Linked DNA regions of Homo sapiens: region 2 is linked to region 1. Evidence: chromatin contacts called from ENCODE Hi-C data. All regions are on one chromosome and are shown on one strand. Each heading gives the region's core, a stretch centred on a gene start or an enhancer-like site at or near the end of the contact. The rest is flanking DNA. Distances are from core to core; before and after follow the strand shown. Region 1 holds the start of GOLT1A (golgi transport 1A). Region 2 holds the start of LRRN2-AS1 (LRRN2 antisense RNA 1).

Evidence for each region. A loop is a pair of places that touch in the nucleus more often than their neighbours do. Pooled maps may share reads with other maps.
Region 2: a loop to region 1 is called in a pooled map, with 9 times the contacts of the local background. The contact joins the promoter of LRRN2-AS1 here to the promoter of GOLT1A in region 1. A Hi-C loop is called at or near these places in 3 of 37 single-sample maps with no recorded cell type and 5 of 50 pooled maps.

What each region holds. Positions count from the first base shown.
Region 1 is chr1:204,211,373-204,216,429 of GRCh38, reverse strand. GOLT1A (golgi transport 1A) reads left to right here and starts at 2,442. Exons shown (of 5, transcript NM_198447.2): 1 at 2,442-2,548. The coding sequence starts at 2,524. RefSeq lists an enhancer at 1,915-2,571.
Region 2 is chr1:204,561,086-204,566,142 of GRCh38, reverse strand. It overlaps LRRN2-AS1 (LRRN2 antisense RNA 1), which reads right to left and starts at 1,972. Exons shown (of 13, transcript XR_007066814.1): 1 at 857-1,972. It also overlaps the pseudogene RNA5SP74. RefSeq lists a silencer at 227-316.

The DNA of each region.
Region 1 (5,057 bases), core at 1,193-3,692:
TAGGGGCATTTGGTTGTCTCAATCATAAGGGTGCAAAACTCTTGCTGGCATTTCGAGACTGCAATGCACAGGACAGATTTCCAAAACAAAGAATTGTCCCATATCCTGTACTACTTTCGAATGTACAACTGAACTAAACCCACTACCAGTAAAAGTTGGTCATACTTCAATTGACAGTAATACCAAAAGGTTTTGTAAGCTTTTAAAAATAAATTTCATGAACACTCAGAAAGTTAGGAGATGGTTATTATGGAGCAGAAGCTTAAAAGGAATAAAGACATTGTCTTAAAATTATTGAATAATCTACTCCATGCATTGTCTACACAAAGGATTATAAGATTTCAGCTACTATGTATTTGATTGAAAACAGTTCTGATCAGTAGGTGATACTGAATAAACGAAGAAATTGACTGAAAATATTTAACAGAGGATATGTGAGAGAAGCAAACATGGAATCAGAGACACTTGAGATGCAGAAGATCTCACTGAGTTTCCTTAATAAAAGTTTTTAGGGTTTATTTCATATTATTGCCATCCTTTATATGTTTAGTTTTTTTGGAGCCCAAGGATGCTATGTTGTCATAATTATGTGTGGAAATGTTGTGTCCTGTCTTTACAACACTGTCCCGGGTGTCCACATGCAATTGCTCTAAACCACTTTTATCTTCTTTTCTTTTCCCAATCCATCCTCTATCCCCCATTGCCCATTGGAAATATGTGATCTCTAAGGCCTTTTAAGATCCCAGAGACTGAATTTTACCTCAACGCTGATATGTTTCAAGACAGAGGTTGATGTGTCTGTGGTACTCTATGGCGACCCCATTCCATGGGAGCTATTTTGACAATACACACATACCTAAGACTGAGTTCCTTTGCATGCACATCATACTTCTATATTATCTCCACCTTGTGCTCTCTAATTTGCCTTGCTATGTTATCCCTATTTCAATTAAGATGCTTTCCCTCTCATCATATGCAAGTACGTCTGGTCTGTTATTCCTTATCTAACAGTTTTTATTCTATGTTCACTTCCTGCTACTCTTTCATTTTCTTGCATGTGTGTGATTTTTGTTTTTGCATAGAATGGCTCATCTTCTATTTCTCTTAAATTCAAACATATATTATGTGTGGGTGCAAGCAATCTGCCTATTTCATTTATGTCTTCTGGTAAGTCTTGCCTGAACATTTATATATTGAAAGACATCATGTTTTATTATAATTTATCTTTTTGTTTCTTTTTAAAAAATTATGTTAGCTTTCCTTGGTTTTGTTGTTGTTGTTTGGTTTGTTTTTTTTTGAGACAGGATCTCGCTCTGCTACCCAGGCTGGAGTGCATGGCTTGATCACAGCTCATCGCAGCCTCGACCTTCTGGGCTCAAGCAATCCTCCTACCTTAGCCTCCCCAGTAGCTGGGACTACAGGCAGGTACCACCACATCCGGCTAATTTTTTATTTTTATTATTGTAGAGACAAGGTCTCACTATGTTGCTCAGGCTGGTCTCAAACTCCTGGGCTCAAGCAATCCTCCTGCCTTGGCCTCCCAAAATGCTGGGATTACAGACATAATGCATTTTGTATGCCAGGCCTATTTGCATTTTTAAATGATGTATATAGGTAGTCTTTGAAATTCATTTCTTCATTTCTGGACACAGAAGACATTGCAAAGTGGATGTTGGCTCTCCTGGCATCAATGCCACGTCAGAACCACTGCTCTGCGATGGGAAAAAAGGATGTTAGGAACTAACTGCCTCTCTTTTTGCAGGCCCAAAGGACGAATCCATGTCTACACAGCTGGTGGGTAGACTAGAACCAGGCCTCCTAAATTGTGCAGTCCTGCCCCAACCCCAAATTCAGGGCTTTGTCTTCCATAGCTCAACATCACAGTCAGTCCAAAGCTTGGACGCCGCTTGGGGAAAGGAGGTCGAAGACCTTCACGTCTAACTTCCCCCATGGCGCTTTTGCCATTGATTTAACCCGATCTGGCTCTGCCATTAGGTCAACAACAGGCTTTGTGCTCAGTCGCTCATCGCCTCCCAGCGCCTAGCATGTGCAATAGCAGAGAGCAAAAAGCTTGACTTTCAAGATGAATTTAGTACATTCCCAAAGGGATGCGCAGATGCCAACTCTTCCCACACTATCAAACCAAGCAAGAAACTTGAGCACCCCCTAGATTCCAATGCTTCCACATACAATCTAAGTTTCGCGGAGCAGACGAGAGCCGCAGAACACCGCGAGGTGCGAGGAAAGGGTCAGGTGGGCGGTGCCTTCCCCGGGCAGGCGCGGCAGGTGGAGGGGCGGGGCATTGCCCTACCGGAAAACGGGAGGAGGGAGCTGGCGAGTAGAAGCACCTGCGTGGTGTGCGGGGGTGGAGCGGGGGCTGGAGGGAGAGTTAATGATTTGCCACAGGCTCATTTCGCAACTTAACCAAGGGTCAGCTTCCCGTGACCATGTACCAGCTGCGTCCTCTGGGCCACGCTCCACTTGCCCGCTTCCACCCGGAAAGCCCCCCAGGCTGAGTGCGGCATGATCTCCATCACCGAATGGCAGAGTAAGTGGGATGAGCGGGGCTGCAATGGGCTATCCAGGCCAGGCTCCCTGCCGGCTGGCTCTCTCTCCCAGCTGGGCTCTCTGTCACTACAAGCGTGACCTCTGGAGCCAGGGGCTGGGAGATGCTGTGCTGGCACCCTGGGGCAGCAGGCAGGGTGGGGTGTGGCTCCCTACCCTCCAGCGGGTGGGAGTTGCTCAGGGCCCACAGGTAGCTAGAGGCTGGTGCCCAGGGGGCCTGGCAGGTTCCCCATTCACACTGACCCCTTTCCCATCCCGGGTTCTTAGAACTGGGTTGCCACAAAGGTGGACTCAGGAGGCCTCTGCCCATTCAGACATCTTTCCCCACACCATCAAGGTCTCCTGTGGCCCTGGGGGCTTCTTATAAAAAACTAAACTCCACTCCCCTGACCAAACCACCATACCCTCACTCCTAAACATCCTTCCCCTTCTTTTGGGGGAAGAGGTAGGGAGGAGGTCTTGGAACAAGTCTGGGGCCATGGGAAGAACCGTGGCTCTGTGGGCTTCATTTGGGTGAGTTACTTAAAGCCTCTGAGCCTTGGTTTTTCATCTGAGAATTGGTGACAACATTCTTTTGTTCACTCAACAGATTTGTCTCTGCTGTGTGCCAAGCACTGTGTTGGATATAGAGTGTCCAACATTAAATGAAACTGACTCCCTGCTTACATTCTAGAGAGGGGAGACAGGTAATTAACAGAAAGAAGTATATAGTATATCAGAAGATGATAAGTCCTCCAGATGAAAATAAAACAAGAGGAGGCTATGGAGTTCGAGGTAGGAGGGGTCGCTATTTTATATAGAGTGGTCAGGGAAGCCTCACTGAGAAGGTGAGCCTTTATTCAGATCTTTTTTCAGAGATCTATAGGAAGTGAGGAAGCAAAGCCACGCAGCTCTCTGGAGGGGAAATGTTCAGGAAGCAGGGACAGGCAGTGCAAAGGCCCTGAGGCATTAGCATACTTGGTGTGTTTGAAGAACAACAAGGAGGTGGGTATACCTGGAGCAAAGTGAGGTGAGGGGAGAATCATAGGAGTTTAGGTCAGGGATGTCACTGAGGGGTCAGGACACTGGAGACTTATAGACCATGGTAATGACCTTGGTTTTGTGCTATGGTGTGATATGTTCTATTTCTATGTTTAAAAGATCATTCTGGGTGCTGGGTTGAGAATAGACTGTGGAGGTATGAAGGCAGCAGCAGGGAAGCCAGTTCTTTTTTTTTTTTTTTTTTTTTGAGACAGAGTCTCACTCTGTCGCTCAGGTTGGAGTACAGTGGCATGATCTCTGCTCACTGCAACCTCCACCTCCTGGGTTCAAGCGATTCTCCTGCCTCAGCCTCCTAAGTAGCTGGGGTTACGGGCACCCACCACCACACCTGGCTAATTTTTGTATTTTTAGTAGAGATGGGGTTTCTCCACGTTTACCAGGTTGGTCTCGAACTCCTGACTTCTCAAGTGATCCACCTGCCTGAGCCTCCCAAAGTGCTGGGATTACAGGCGTGAGCCACCGCGCCCAGCCAGGGAAGCCAGTCCTGAGTGTGTGAAGGTGGAGACCAAGGTGTTAGCAGGAGATTAGCGGGGCGTGGTCCATGCTGGATCTGCCTTGAGGAAAGCGTTGAGGATTTGCTGACGGTTTGGACATAGGGTGTGAGAGAAAGAGGAGTCAAGAATGCCTTGTATATTTTTTAGCCTGTGCAATGGGAAGGGTTGAGTGGGGGGAAGCAGGAATTGGGCTTTAGATGTGTTGAGTCTGTTTGTGCTGTTAGACATCCGGGTGAGATGTCAGGTAGGTGGTTGGGTATGTGAGTCTGGAGTTCCAGGTAGAGGCCTGGGCTGGAGACAGAAATGTGGGAATAATCTGCATATACATGGTTTTTAGGACTATGAGCATCCATGAGATCACCGAGGGCAGGCACAGTTTCTCACCTCCCCACTATTGACATTTTGGGGCAGGATAATTCTTTGTTGTGGGGGCCTGTCCTGTACATTATAGGATATCAGCAGCATCCCTGGCCTCTATCCACTACATGCCAGTAGCACCCCCACTCCAAGTTGTGACAATAAAAAATGTCTTCAAACATTGCCAGATGTCCCCTGGGAAACAAATTTCCATCCCGCACCCCGCTTCCCCACCCACAATCCCCTCAGCCCAGTTGAGAATCATGGACCTGGCGAATAAAAATATAGAGAGAGGTGGGTTGGGTCCTCAACCCAGTGGCACGCTGACACTTTGTTAAACCAATTAGCCTGCAAGTAATATACTCTTACCAAATATGATAAGCAAGTCCTGTGAGAGAGAGAAATGAGGGATTTAGGTCAGGGAAGAGAGTGGACCAGCTTTCCCTGAGCAACTGACATTTCAGCTGAGACCTGAATGATGAGGATGCATTGTCAAGTAACAAGTGAGAGGCAGGGTGTTGCAGACCAGGAAACTGCATGTACGAAGGCCCTGAGTCAAGAGGGCTCACATGGAAGCCATGGAGAACAGTGTGGTTGGAG
Region 2 (5,057 bases), core at 723-3,222, 350 kb before region 1:
AAATGATTTCTTAAAACACCAGGGGTAAGAATATTTCAATAGACTTAAGGGAGTTATACTCAAGCAGATTCAACGATGTTAAGGGCAAGAGGGACCGCCCGCCCCCTTAGATTTTTATAGGTTACTGGTGCCCTCTGGTGGGAGATAAAGGTTACGTCTGTGGGGTATAGGCCCGAGATTTGATTGGTCATTCGTGTTCAGATGCTGCAATCCTCCAGCTTGATGTGCCAGCAAGAAGAGGCAGTATCAGGTGATAAGCACCTCACAGGCGTTATCTCACTGGTCCATCAGCCTGTTTCACAGATTAGGAAGCTGAGGCTTAGAGACACGAGGTGAACTACCTAAGGTCACCCAGCAGGCAGCTAACTGGCAATCCTAATTCATTGCCAAGAATTCCAGGAATGCTGATGGTCAGGTTTTCAAACATAGACAAACTGTCATGCACACTCACACTCACACAAAAAGAAAAGACAAAGAAGAAAGTAGATGCAATTTTCTCCAAAATGTATCCCCTACGAAGGTAGCAGCTTTACCCAGTTTTGAGCATTGTACTTTGCTGGAGTTTAAGATTTCCCAGTTTAGGGCACTGGAAAGTTCGAGTCTCTTTACCTTGAATCAAAAGCATAGCTTATTTCCCACTAGTGATTCTCTTAGAGGTTAATGATGAAGGGGAACAAGCCCTAGACTGAGAGGGGGCAAGAGCTGGTTACCAGACCAAAGGTGTGAATTGGCCATGTGATACTTGATATCACATCTGTTGTTGTAAAGTAAGGGTGTTCAAGAAAGTGATCCTTAAGGCTATAAAAGATATTTTTTTGCACCCCTTGCCCTAAACTTAAAATAAGTGCTCACTCACCTCTCCCTTCTTTTCTCCACTCTTGCAAGGTTTTCCGTGTATGTATGTGTCAGAAATATTGGAGTATCTGCCTAAGCCTAGTAAAACAAAACAAAAATCCATTCTCATCCCCATGATGCTTTCATAATCTTGTCCTTAACCATTTCCCACTGTTCCTCTTCCTCTCCCCAAACCTTTCCCCCTTAGCCTTAGACTTCAGCAGTGGTTCTCAGAATGTGGTTTCTAGGCCGGAAACATCAGCATCACCTGGGAACTTGATAGAAATGCAAATGCTTGGACCGCATGCAGACCTACGTTACTGAAACCTCTGGGTGAGGCCCAACAACCTGTCAAACACCGTCAGACCTGTCAAACTGTTTGCTCAAGTTTGAGAGCCACTGTTCCAGATCAGGGTTCTTAATCTAGGGTCCACAGATGGTTCTAGGAAGTCTAAATGTTTTTTGAATTTGCATATAACATTTTGCACAAGTACATGCCCTTTTTCTGGAGACAAGTTCTCAAAGCAGTCAACTCTTGACTCCAACTACACTATCATTCTGTTTCTTTCTTTCTTTTTTTTTTTCTTTTTGAGACAGTTTTGCTCTTGTCGCCCAGGCTGGAGTGCAATGTCTTGATTTCCACTCACTGCAACCTCCGCCTCCTGGGTTCAAGCGATTCTCCAGTCTCAGCCTCCTGAGTAGCTGGGATTACAGGTGCCCACCACCACGCCCAGCTAATTTTTGTATTCTTAGTAGAGATGGGTTTCACCATGTTGGCCAGGCTGGTCTCAAACTCCTGACCTCAGGTGATCCGCCCACCTCCGGCCTCCCAAAGTGCTGGGATTACAGGTGTGAGCCACCGCACCCGGCCTATCACTCTGTTTCATAAACAACTTCCTGCCTACATCTGCAAACTCTTCTTTCCTCCTCTTCTTTGCCTTAAAAGATACCTGGCTTTCCCTCCAAAGGATCTTGGTGGTCACTTTCCCATACCTCATGTGCTTTCAGGATAGGGTATGGGGCCTCCCCAGTACTGCACTCAGACCCCTATTCTTCCACACTTCCAAATCTCTGCATATATATATATACACATATATATATATACACACACACACACATATATATACACACACATATATATATACACATATATATACCAAATCTCTGCATATATATACACACACATACACACACACACACACACACATATACATATATATATTTAGATCTATACTCCCCTTTACTCCTCCTTTACTGCTGTCATCTGCTGACTTTGCTCACACTTTCCCTTGTTCATTACAGACTTTGGGTTCCTACCTCCTACCAGCTTCCTGGATGATAACAACATCACATGAATGACCCATCTAACACCACGGCCTCGTGGGACCTTAACCACTTCATGTCAAAGAATTTCACCTTCACATACTCCAGCCACTCACTCTGTTAGGCCCTGGGAGCTTGCCCTCATCTGGGATGCTCCACCGTATGCCAGTCAGCTTATGCCAAATTACACTGTGGTAACAAACCCCCAAATCTCAATCGCTTGAATTAACAAAAGCTTGTTCCTTTGTCCCTCGCAGGATAGGTACAGCTATGGTCCCTGTTCTCTTCAGTCTTGGAGACAGGTCAAAGGGAGCAGCCCCCATTTTGGGACACACTAGCCTCACGTGGAGGAAAAAGAGCACTGACTTACCCACACAATGGTCCCTAAGCCTCTGCTCAGAATAGCACAGTTCATTTCCACTTGCATCCCATTGGCCAGCCCGCTGCCAGTGGTGCAGGAAGTGCAATCTTTTCCAAGGCCTGGTAGAGAAAAGCTGCGCAGGTTTTGACAGTAATACATCTACCACAGCCTTTGAAGTCCTATTAGATCTTTCTTCCTCTCTCTCTCTCTCAACATAGCGACCTGTCTTTTCAGCTCCTGGTCCTCTCCTCCTACTGTACTATTCTTCAGTTTCAATCAGCCCCCTCCTGGAAATGACAATAGATAACATTTACTGAACACTTAGTAGGTTCTATCTTGACATCTATTATCTCGTGAGTCATTGAGAGCTTAGAGAAGTTAGCCTGTCTTCACCTCATTCTGTCTTCTAGGTTAGAACCATTACTTCGCCTATGAGGAAAACAGAAGAACCAGATAGAACTGAGAGGCCAGGTCAGGGCCATAAATGTGTGACACCAATCTGCAGGTTGTGTGATGTTTCTCCTGTAGTACGCATTGGCTGGCCTCAGTGGTCCTCAACCAGAGGCCATTCTCCCACTTAAGTAATATTTACCAATGTCTGCGGACATTTTTTATTGTCATAATTAGGGGAGTGCTACTGGCATCTAGGGAGCAGAGGCCAAGAATGCTGCTAAACATCTTAGAACACACAGGACAGCCCCCATCACAGAATTCTTCAATCCAAAATGTCAACAGTCCTGAGGCTGAAAAGCCCTGGTCTGCAAATTGGACAGTCTCAGGCAATTGCCTTGTGGAAATTTTCCTACTCTGTTCTCTCCCCTATTCTCCAGAATACCTGTTCCAGACCTGCTCCACTCTCTTCAAACTCTTATCCCAACCACCATCTCTGCTGTATGGCTGGAGGCTCTGGGAGGCCGGTGGAAGGCGCAGCAGGGCAGACCGGCGGTGCTTGGGCGTAGAAGGGGAGAGCAGTCCGACCGCAGGCGAGCAGCTCAGGGGTCCCCAGTCCGAGCCCCACGACCCTGGGGTGGCAGTGACGCCTGGAGTCGGGCGGGCGTGGCTGGGCCGGGCTCTTGAAGAGGCAGCCAGGCACCACCATTAGTGTCTACGGCCATACCACCCTGAACACGCCAGATCTCGGAAACTAAGCAGGGTCGGGCCTGGTTAGTACTTGGATGGGAGACCGCCTGGGAATACCTGGTGCTGTAGGCTTTTTGGCTCCCTCCCTCCTTTTGTCTCCGAGCTTCCCAACTGCCCCCTGACTCTGCTCCCCCTTTTCCGCCCGCCTGTGTACCCCGCGGTAGCCCAGGACCTCCTCGTGGAGGTCTGCCGCCGCAGCACCGCCAGGCAGCAGCATCCCACCTCTTCCGCCTCACTGCAGCCCCACCAGGAGCTGGCTTCAGCCCTGGCGGGGCAGACCTGGACCTGACCCCGAAAGCGCAGGCGCGGGTTCCCTGCCATCAGGGTGTCTTCCCGTTCCCAGGATGCCCAGGCAATTCAATTCACTCATCTCTCTCTGTCCATGCTTTCAGCGACACTAAACTTTCTAGTTCTTCCCAGATGCCACTGTTTTCTCACCTCAAGACCTTGGCATGTTTCCTCCTAACTACGGCACTTTTCCCTTCCTCTCCTAACTCCTAACCTTCCTTTAATCTCAGCTCATCTCTTCCCGGAGGTTGTTCAGAAGCTCTTGGCTACATTACGTCCCCCTTCTGTATTTCTCATAGCAGCATGTAGTCTCACAACAAAACATTCACTATGCTAATATTTACATGCTTAACCAGTTTCCCTAGACAGGAGAACAGGAACCATGTTCATCTTCATCACGGTATCCCCCAGTGCCTAGACAATACGAAATACATGATACGTACTTAATATTTACAGCTCAGGTGTCTCCTAAGCTCCACTTCCATTTGGATGTTCTCATATGCACAAACTCAACACAACCAAAACTAAACTCATCATTTTTTCCTATCTCACCACCATCATCAAAAACCTACTCTTCTATTGTCTTTTTTTTTTTTTTTCCCTTGGTCTGTCACCCAGGCTGGAGTGCAGTGGTATGATCTCGGCTCACTGCAACCTCCGCCTCCCTGAGTTCAAGCGAGTCTCCTGCCTCAGTCTCCCGAGTAGCTGGAACTACAGGCTCGCACCACCACACCCGGCTAATTTTTGTATTTTTAGTAGAGACAGGGTTTCACCATGTTGGCCAGACTGGTCTCGAACTCCTGACCTCAGGTGATCTGCTCACCTCAGCCTCCCAAAGTGCTGGGATTACAGGTGTGAGCCACCACACCCGGTCCTATATTCTTTATCTCAACGAATGGCACCACCATCTACCAGTTACCCAGTCATCCTTGACTCCCTGCTTCCCTCAAACCACATTTATTCATCTTTTTTTTTCTAAAAACGATGGTCACTTTAAACATACATTGTTTAAAGTGCACGCATTGTCATGAAGTCTGTCTCTTCTACCTTGATTTCTCTCAAATCCTTGCACTTCTTTTGGGCTTTTGTCTCAAACATACTGGGTTTAACC